Linked DNA regions of Homo sapiens: region 1 is linked to region 2. A link is an interaction called in ENCODE POLR2A ChIA-PET data of the cell type or tissue named here. Cell type or tissue: Panc1. All regions are shown on one strand. Each heading gives the region's core, and the rest is flanking DNA. Links, peaks and the distances in the headings are about the cores only.

Evidence for each region. ChIA-PET counts read pairs that join two places held together with the same protein. Peaks named below come from ENCODE experiments on the same cell type or tissue, not always from the same donor. Only the 100,000 strongest peaks of a DNase experiment are listed, where the experiment ranks them.
Region 1: POLR2A ChIA-PET joins it to region 2 with 10 read pairs; 2 of 35 experiments call an interaction of 5 or more read pairs at or near these places.

Annotation. Positions count from the first base shown.
Region 1 is chr15:34,174,403-34,179,783 of GRCh38, reverse strand. All of the region lies in intron 1 of KATNBL1 (katanin regulatory subunit B1 like 1), which reads left to right. Among named protein-coding and RNA genes, the nearest start is that of KATNBL1, 33 kb to the left of the region's middle. In Panc1, for the core only: no CTCF peak of the experiment used is centred there; no DNase peak of the experiment used is centred there.
Region 2 is chr15:34,098,829-34,104,139 of GRCh38, reverse strand. It overlaps EMC7 (ER membrane protein complex subunit 7), which reads left to right and starts at 2,278. Exons shown (of 5, transcript NM_020154.3): 1 at 2,278-2,536. The coding sequence starts at 2,301. It overlaps PGBD4 (piggyBac transposable element derived 4), which reads right to left and starts at 2,057. Exons shown (of 1, transcript NM_152595.5): 1 at 1-2,057. The coding sequence starts at 1,608. RefSeq lists enhancers at 1,848-1,937, 1,968-2,667, 2,277-3,134. In Panc1, for the core only: no CTCF peak of the experiment used is centred there; a DNase peak (open chromatin) is centred at 2,159; H3K4me3 peaks cover 2,610 bases; H3K27ac peaks cover 2,386 bases.

The sequences.
Region 1 (5,381 bases), core at 196-5,195, 75 kb before region 2:
GCACCCATAATCCCACCAACAATAAATAATTTCTGTTAATGTTTTGATAGACCTTTTTTGATTGGATAGATCTTACCTATATCTCTTTTGAAAAACCTGGATCTTACTATGCATTTAGTTTTCTATTCTGCTTTTTAAAATACTGTTGCTTGCCAGGTGGGATGTTGTGTGCCTATAGTCTTGGCTATTCTGGAGGCTGAAGTGGGAGAATCTCTTGAGTCCGGGAGTTTGAGGCCAGCCTGGGCAACCTATGAGACTTTATCTCTTAAAAAACAAACAAAAAAAAATACCATTGCTATGGTTTCAATGTGCGCTCCAGAGTTCACGTGTTGGAAACTTAATCCCCTATGTGACAGTGTTGAGAGGTGGGACTGTTAAGAGATGATTAGGTCATGAGGGCTCTGTCATGAATAGATTAATATTTTTATCATAGGAGCAGGTTCATTATTGTTAAAGTGGGTTTGTTATAAAAGTAACTTTGGCCCTTTTGCTTTCTGTTTTGCCCACTTACCCTTCTACCTTCCACCATGGGATGAGGAAGCAAAAAGGCCCTTGCTAGATATGGGCCCCTCAGTCTTGGACTTCCAAGCCTCTAGAACTAAACAAAATAAACCTCTGTTCTTTATAAATTACCCAGTCTCAGCTATTCTGTTGTAGTAGCACAAAACGAGCTAAGACAACCATTATTTTTGGACTTGGCTTCACTTCACAAAACAGCCTTTGAAAATAGTCTTTTTAATATTCCATTGTAAGCACCAGTCCCATTGAGATCAGCCTTGGCTTTCTTAGATCCATTCTTATCACCTTCTTTTTTTAACCTGATCTGTATTGCATTTTGAAACATAACTACAGATAATACTGTGGTTATGGAAATACTGCACATATTGAGAGTCTGGCAACTGAATTTAGGAGGAAAGGAGGAAGGAATCAGTACGTACAGGCCCTAAAGATTATCCCAGAAAAATCTCATGTTTACCTTCTCTTCTTCTCTCCTTCAGTGAAATCCTTTTTTTTTTTTTTTTTTTTTTGAGACAGAGTCTTGCTCTGTCGCCCAGGCTGGAGTGCAGTGGCACGATCTCAGCTCACTGCAAGCTCCGCCTCCTGGGTTCATGCCATTCTCCTGCCTCAGCCTCCCAAGTAGCTGGGACTACAAGTGCCCACCACCACACCTGGCTAATTTTTGTATTTTTAGTAGAGACAGGGTTTCACCGGGTTAGCCAGGATGGTCTCGATCTCCTGACCTCGTGATCTGCCCTCCTTGGCCTCCCAAAGTGCTGAGATTACAGGTGAGAGCCACCACGCCCGGCCCATTGAAATTCTTGAAGAAAAAAGTTCATGTTCACCCTTCCCTTTCATTTTTTACATGGTAGCTGCCTCATGGGAAAACTTGTGATAAGGCCCCATGAATCTCCTGGTGGGCCTTAGAAAAGAGAGGAAAAGGTTACCCATGTTAGATGAAGGAAGGATGGTAGATAGCTTATAGCTTATGTTCACCTGTCCACCTGTTGTTATCTCCTCAGAAAAATTAGTACTGTCATCTTATTTGGCTTCAATACGCTGTTTAAAGTTGGTTATTCGGATTGAAAATGTTTATTCCAGTTGAGAACAAATTGAATTCAATTAACGAAAATAGAAATGTGGTTGAATGGCATGTATTCTACGTCCTGTGATCTGCTATTAACTGTCTTTGGGTTAGTTACTTGACATCTCTGGGTTAAAAAAAATAGACTAAAGCTTTTACGTTCTAAAACCCTTTTATTTCTTATTTATGTATTGTATTATAGTGGTTATAAACTGTTTTCACCTTCAAGATTCTTGAGAGATAACTACACATACCCTTTGCCATAGTGGGAATGACTGTGTAGTAGTAACTGGAGGAGAAAGTTTCTTTGTACACAACTATGCTTTGATTTTCAAGAGGAGGAATGAAATTGCCTCGTAAAATTACAGAGTTAAATACAATGTAAGTGATAAATATATTGTAGTATATTAATGGAAAAAGAAAGCTTAACTTGATCTTGAGCTATAACTTAAGGTGTTACAAACAAAAGTCTAGATGTGTTCCATTCCTGTATGATGAGTTTTTCTCATTATTTTAAGTAGATGTGGAGTATGTGAACACTTCGAGCTGTTTAATCCTTTTTTTTTTTAAGACAGAGTTTTGCTCTTGTCACCCAGGCTGGAGTACAGTGGCTCGCTGCAACCTCTGCCTCGCGGGCTCAAGTGATTCTCCTGCCTCAGCCTCCCAAGTAGCTGGGATTACAGGCGTGTACCACCATGCTCAGCTAGTTTTATATTTTTAGTAGAGAGTGGATTTCACTATGTTGGTCAGGCTCATCTCAAACTCCTGACCTCAAATGATCCACCCACCTCGGCCGCCCAAAGTGCTGGGATTACATGTGTGAGCCACCGCTCCCAGCCTAGAGCTGTTTAATCCTTTGATTTGGCAGCCATTGTAGTAGATTATATAGAAAGATCCCTTTTCATTTTTCTGGTAGGTGACAGCTACTATGTAAAGAGAATTTATCCCTCCAATTCCTTCTACATGCTTCTGTTTTTCTACCTTCTTAGGACAATACACTAAGGGTATTAGCAAACACTGTATTGTCTTTAAGAAAATATGCACTATATCCAATGTTCAGGATAGTTATATACAGTTAGTGTATTGGCCTCTTCTCAATCTTTTATTCTCTTAAGACCTTATTTCTTTTGTTCCTTTTTTTCATTAAAAGGCAATGATAATTGCCAGTTTCTATAATCACTGTCTTCAACCCTTAATACCATTTCAGATTCTTCACTTTTTTGTGTATTATCAAATAGCACTTCAAAAGCGCATAGAGGCCTGACCATTGCTTTAAAGTAGTTTTAGTTACATTGTCAAATGCTCTTGGTGGAAAAGGGATAATCCTGTATTGTTGCCCCAACAAAGGTGCTGTCAAATATATGAGACATGAAACAAAATGGAATTTGTAGTGTATAAATCCTTTGCAATGAGACTTTACCATTACAATTATGATTTCCTTCACTCCCTTTAAAGCTTTATTGAAGTATAATTTATATACCATAAAATTCACCTGTCTTAAATGTACATACCAAAATGTACAATTTACTGATTGTAAGTATATTGTAAGTGTACACAGAATTGTGCAGTTGTCAACCCCAGTATAATTATAGAACATTTCCATCATCCCAAAAAGAAACCTTGTGCCTATATATACAATTATTCCCACTCCCATCCTAGCCTAAGACAACCACGAGTCTGCTTTCTATCTCTATAAATTTTATTTTTATAGACATTTTCATTTAAATTGAATCATATAATATGTGGTCTTTCATGTTTGGCTTCTTTCACTTAACATAGTATTCAAACATGTTGTATATGTATTGGTACTACTTTTTTTTTTTGAGATGAAGTTTCACTCTTCTTACCCAGGCTGGAGTGCAATGGCGTGATCTGGGCTCACTGCAAACTCCGCCTCCCGGGTTCAAGTAATTATCCTGCCTCAGCCTCCCAAGTAGCTAGGATTACAGGCGCCTGCCACCACGCCCAGCTTATTTTTTTTCTGTTTTTAGTTGAGACGGGGTTTCACCATGTTGGCCAGGCTGGTTTCGAACTCCTGACCTCAGGTGACCTGCCCACCTCCGCCTCCCAAAGTGTTGGTATTACAGGCGTGAGCCACCACGCCTGGCCACTTCATTCCTTTTTGATGCTGAATAAAATTCCATACAGATACACCACATTTCGTTTATTCATTCAGCAGTTGATGGACATTTGGGTTGTTTTTTGCTTTTTGGCTATTGTGAATAAGGTTATAACATTTGCATACATATCTTTGTCAGGACATATGTTTTTGTTTCTTCTGCATTTTTATGTAGGAGTAGAGTTGCTGGATCATATGATAAATCTGTATTTAGTATTTTAAGAAACTGCCATTTTCTCACCCAGGCTGGAGTGCAATGGCGTGATCTGGGCTCACTGCAACCTCCGCCTCCCGGGTTCAAGTAATATTTGGAAAATACATTTTCCAAAGTTTGAATGTATTTTTACATTCCCGTAGTAATGCGTGAGGGATCCAGTTCTTCCACATCTTTCTCAACATTGTTATTGTCTGTCTTTTTTAGTATAGCCATTCTAATGGTTACGAAGTTTTATTTCATTGCTTGTGCAACAGGTTTGCAAGTAGTTTCGACTTGCATTTTATAATGACTAATGGTGTCAAGTCCTTCATTCTTAAAAAGTTTTAGAAAACTGTTTTAGCCTCTGAAGAAATAAACATGTCTCCCATATGAAAGGGTGCAGACTATGTACGTTGTCATCTAGAGAAAAAAATGATTTTATAGATTCTTTAAAAACACATACAGGTTGAGTATTCCAAATCTAAAAATCCAAATCTGAAATGGTCCAAAATCCAAGGCTTTTTGAGCACTGAAATTTTTTGAGCACTCAAACGGAATGCTTATTGAAGCATTTGGGATTTGGGATTTGGGGTGTGTAACCAGTAAGTATATAATGGACATATTTCAAAATCTGAAAAAATAAAAGATCCAAAACACTTCTGCTTCCAAGCATTTCATGATTTCAGGTAAGGGATACTCAACCTGTATGTACATATATATTATATATGCGTGTGTGTGTGTGTGTGTGTGTGTGTGTGTGTGTGTGTGTGTGTTGCTTATTTTACATTTGTATTATTTTTATTGTAATGGAATCTTAGTATGTTGCCCTGGCTGGTCTTGAACTCCTGCACTCAGGCAATCCTCCTGCCTCGTCAGCCTACCACAGTGCTGGGATTACAGGCATGAGCCACCAACCTGGCCTGCTTTTTAAAAGTTAATATTTGTGGCCAGTCGCAGTGGCTCATACCTGTAATCCCGGCACTTTGGGAGGCTGAGGTGGGTGGATCACTTGGGGTCAGGAGTTCAAGACCAGCCTAGCTAACGTGGCGAAACCCCATCTCGACTAAAAATAGAAAAATTAGCTGGGTGTGATGGCAGGCACCTATAGTCCCATCCAGGCAGGAGAATCGCTTGAATGCGAGAGGCGGAGGTTGCAGTAAGCTGAGATCGCACCACTCACTCCAACCTGGGCGACAAAGCGAATTAAGAAAAAAAAAAAAGTTAGTATTTGCATGATACTTTTTTCCCCCCTTCCTTTTACTTTCTGCATGCCTACATCATTATTTTTGAAGTGAGTTTCTTGTGGACAACGTATAATTAGGTCATGTTTCTGAATTTACTCCATCAATCTCTGGCTTTTAATTAACTAAATGACTTTTAGACCATTTACATATAATACAGTTATCAGTATGTCAGAGCTTAAGTCTATCAGTTTATTTTTTGTTTTCTGTTCTCTCTGTTCTTTGGTTTCCCTGGTTTTATTT
Region 2 (5,311 bases), core at 1-5,000:
ATTCTGTTTCCCGGACGTTGCTGGTATGCTCTTGGGGAAATGTCTTCCAGACAGACGAAGAGGTGTGACATCATCGGAGCAAGGACGACCTCGAAGATGTTGCTGCCCTGGCTTGTGATGCTTTTCCAGCATTCTTTCAATCAATGCCAGTCTGAAGTTTATATGGCTCATCGTGTGCTCAGGATTATCCTTCTTGAACAGGATGTAGGAGTTCAGCACTGTAATGTGTAGAAGATGGTGAAAGAATTTCTTATACCAAACCTTGTGTCTTTTGCGCTCAGATGGATAAGAAGTAAGCATTTGATCAGCCGAGTCCACTGCTCCCATATTCTCGTTATAATCCACAATGACACGTGGCCTTTTAGTTTTCTTTCCATTTCTATTGTTTACTTCAATCACAGTATCATTGTGGAATGTTGACAACATTGTCACCTCCTTGCCGTCACACCATTTCAGTGCCATAAGTTCACCACAGAATCTGGCTACAGTCGTCCCCTTTGCAATCCTTTTTTTCAGATCATTTGGAATCTGTTTTCTGTTCAAACGAGCTGTCCCAACTGCATCAGTCCTATTTTGATGTAATTCTCTGAAAAGCATGGGAGATATATTAAAGTTATCGAGGAAGACACAATACCCTTGGCCAAGAAGGTCATTGACCAAGGTAAGAACAATGCGTGATGATTTCAGGCCATCCGCTGAATCTTTCAAATTCATGCCAGGCCCTGTGTGAACAAGCGCATTCCACACATAACCAGACTGACTTTCACAAAGTACATATAGCTTCAGACCAAATCGTACTCGTTTTGTCGGGAGGTACTGCTTCATAGCTAATGGCCCCTTGAACAGCATCAGTGATTCATCAACTGCAATGTTTCTGTTTGGAGTATATACAGTGGAAAATTTATTTACAAGAAAGTCGAACACAGGTTTGATCTTCTGCAATGAAATCTGGGCCTTTGATTGACCAGCAGATATAGAAGAATTGTTGACAAAATGCAGGCACCGAAACAAAAGTAAAAATCTTTCACCAGTCATAATTTGCCTGAGATAAGGTGTATCCAAAAGAGGCCTTGTTGACCAAAACATCTCCAGCTCAGGTTTCTGCACAATACCTTGCAGTAACATTACTGCAAAAAAGACTTTGAGCTCGTCATTGTCAGTGTCTTTCCATTTATCCATTCGCGAAAATCCTTTCGGACCCGGTGGCTTTGAAGCCAACAAGGCAGCTTGGGCATTTGTTTCTCTAGTAATTTTTGAAACTAATTCCTCAGTAAAGAACAGTTCAAAATACTGCAATGGGTCAGTGATATCACTGACATCGACTTTTCTGCCAGGTGTGCCGGTAAAGTCATACCTTTGACGTGGAATCATAGCACGAGCTGACCATTTCATGGAGCGCCCTGAGTCACTTGATGTAGAGCTCTTTCCATCAGATTCTAAATGGGACAGAGGCCTGATCTTATCGGCTTCTAAAGCACTATCCGAAAAATTATCAGAATCATCTATTTCCGAAAAATCAGATTCATCAAATGAATCTTCAGCCAACAACTGTTCGAGACCGGTATTACTATCACGCATAGGAATGCTACGTTTTCTAGGATTTGACATTTCAGCGATCGAGAATTACTATATTTTGTAGATGGAAATCCCACTACTAAAAACAGAATGCTATAAACAGAATGATGTCTTTTGTTTCAAAAGTCAATATACCAGAACCATGCGAAAATAACAGAAGCGAGATATTTCGTGGCAAACTTTGGGAGTAAGGTTGGCACTGTAATCCACGAGTTATCTCGGCGTAAACGCTGCAGTCGCAGGCACAGCAGCGCGTAATCTCGGGGCTAAGGAGAAATGAGTTAAACGCACACAGACAGAAGAAGCCTTTCATCTCATACGTCTTGGGGAGTCTCTAGAAGTTTTTTGAAAGGTCTCTTCTGGATGGTGTTTCTCCCGAAGCCAGTCTCGTCATCTTTTACTCCCGTGAGGTCCTTGGCCTCCGTGGCTGCCGCAGCAACACACACTTGACTTTCACTTCATGGGCAGTCCCCTTCATAGGCACTTGACACAGGCTCTGTGCGCCGTCTTCCAATCCAGAGTGCCGGGAGTTAAGGGCAGTACTTCCGCCTTACTTCCGCCTCGCTAGTCGATCGGCCATGATCTCTTCCCTCTGGTTGGATCCCACAGCTTATGACAGAAACGGGCGCGCAGTGATGACAACATCAAGCCGCCAGCGGCGGCGGTGGCGGCCGGGAGACTGGGAGGGCTTCCGGGGCTGCCGGTCTGAGTGCAGAGCTGCTGTCATGGCGGCCGCTCTGTGGGGCTTCTTTCCCGTCCTGCTGCTGCTGCTGCTATCGGGGGATGTCCAGAGCTCGGAGGTGCCCGGGGCTGCTGCTGAGGGATCGGGAGGGAGTGGGGTCGGCATAGGAGATCGCTTCAAGATTGAGGGGCGTGCAGTTGTTCCAGGGGTGAAGCCTCAGGACTGGATCTCGGCGGCCCGAGTGCTGGTAGACGGAGAAGAGCACGTCGGTTTCCTTAAGTGAGCATCCTGAGGGCAGCGGGAAAAAGGCTGGGATGGAGGCCGGACAGGGACCCCACCAGGAGAGTTAAGTGTCAGGACGGGACAACGTCGCTGTCTCAGACTGAAGGGGAGGGTGCCGCTAACGGTCTATGCCGGGAGACCTTGGGAGGCAGTCGGATGCTTTCCCTTTCCTGGTCCTGTACCTCTGGAATGAGCATGGCAGGCGCTCACCCCCTGCCATGGTCAGAGCATGGAGTCAGTTATTTCCAACCTTATTTTGGCCCCATGTGGGGACGATCATTCCTGGGCCCTGGGGACAGGTGGACCCTTATTAGTCTCTTGTTGGATTCTTTTATATCTCATCTGGTTTCCCTAGAACCTAGTCGTTTTTTGCATTCACTTCAGTCTTTTGGTAGCTTGTTATTATGTAGAAAGATGCGACACAAGTGGGAATTCTCAAAACCCAAAGGGCTTCTAGTGACGACATAGACTGGGAGGCTAATGTTACTGCTTCTAAAATTAATAGGCTCTGAAATCCCTAATCAAAGCACTTTTTTTTTCTTTTTTTTTTTGCTTGGGGGTGGGATCGTTGTTCTTTTTTACAGTTGAATTCATCGAGAGATTTGCTATATCACACTTGTCATTTATGTGAGACTAGGGTTCCTCTACATTGCTTTCTTGCTTCTGTCCTTTCATGCTATTAGTGGAAGTGGGTTTTCTGTCTATATTAAAAGACAGGATGAATTTGTTAGCACTAGTTTTGCAGCAGCCTGCTTTTGAAATGTCTAGGCACGCGTATGTTGTTTTAAATCTTTCCACCCTTACTTGGAGGTGAAACTGTAAACTGAAAGCAAATAATTAGGAAGTATTTCCTTTGGTGGGTTCGTACACCAGCAAATGGTATCTGAAAATCAGACAACTTAAATGTAGACATTTAAATCCAAATCTGATTTACATATTTGTTCAGATCATCTAAGTGCCCTTGAGTGGTTATTCAACCTCAGATTAATAAATAGTGACAAATTTACAACCAGTATTTTACTGCTGTCTGTCATTAAGAATCTGGCATTAGGGCATTCGTTAGAGTTTACCCTAATTAATGATGTTTTAATGATAAAGTTCTCATTAAGCTTTAGGAATAAGCCTTAATTGACCATTTGGCCACTCTTCTGTATACAGTTCTTTTAAAAAGCATTTAATTTCTGTTTAAAAATAGTATATTAGAAACAAAGTAGGAAAACAACCCTTAATGTTTCATTGTATCTTTCTTTTTATTTTTTTGAGACAAGGTCTTTTTCTGTTACTCAGCCTGGAGTGCAGTGGCGAGATCATAGTTCATGGCAGCTTCGAACTTCTGTACTCAAGTGATCCTCCTGTCTCAGCCTCCTCAGTAGATAGGACTACAGGCGGACACCATCATGTCCAGCTAATTTTTTAATTTTTTGTAGAGACAGGGTCTTGCTATGTTGCCCAGTGTGGTCTCAAACTCCTGGCCTCAAGTGATATTTCTGCCTCAGCCTGTCACATTTTTGGGATTATAGGCGTGAGCCACGGTGCCTACCATTTTTCCAGCTTCTTTTGGAATCATATGACTTAGGTTTTTACTAGTAAAATACAACATGTAGTAGTTTGTATCCTGCCTTTTTCACTTAATATTTTTGAACAGCTTTTGATACCATTTCATGTTCTTTATTTGTATGTAGAAAGGTTGATGGAGAATTTCCAGGCGCGGTGGCTCATACCTGTAATCTTACTTTGGGAGGCTGAGGTGGAAGGATCGCTTGAGCCCAGGAGTTTCAGACCAGCTGGGGCAACATAGTGGGACCCCATTTCTACAAAAAATAAATAATTAGCCAGGAGTGGTGGTGTGCACCTGTAGTCCAAGCTACTCAGGAGGCTGAGGTGGGAGGATCACTTGAGCCGAGGCGGTTGAGGCTGTAGTGAGCTGTGATCATGCCATTGCGTTCCAGCCTGGGCTACAGAGCAAAACCCCGTCTCTCAGGAAAAAAAGAAACATTGATGGAGAATTAATATGAGGAGTTTATGGTGATAATCTTATTGGAAAAGGGGTAGGTAATTTGTATTGTAGCTGTTTTGCATAACTAGCACACAGTTTTGACTTACATTTGTGCTTATTGGAGGTGGCTTAGGACTTAGTTAATGGAGATAAAGGGAATTGGGCCTGAAGACTCCTCATGCCATTTCTTGCTATCATCACAATGTATATAAGCCATAATTTATTTAACCAGTCCTCTGTTTTTGGACAGGTGGTTTTCATGTGTTTTTGTTTGTTTGTTTGTTTACATAGTAATATTATATTCTATACTTTTTTGCACTTTTTATTATAGAAATTTTCAAACATTTATAGAATGGCATTCTACTGTTTTGTTTCATGTCTTTTGTGTACCTCATTAATTTTTTTCTGAAATATTTTTAAATGGTTCTAAGCATAATAGGATTTTACTTGTAAAAGCATTATTATGTATCTCCAAAAAATAAGGACTTAAACAAAAACCACATTACCATTATTGATTCAACAAAATAATCATGCCTTAATATCATCTAACAGTCCCATTTTTATGTTTCCTCAGTTTTCTCAAAAATATTTTTTATATAATTGTTCTTTCAAATCAGGATCCAATAAGGCCTACATTTTGTAGAGTACATTTTTAAGGATGAATTTTAAATTTTGTATTGCAAACTTTATGTTATTTTTCTCAAGTAAAATATTTACCTTAGGATGATAAATATATTTGCTTTTTCTTTAATTATTTCTGATATTATTTGTGTTCC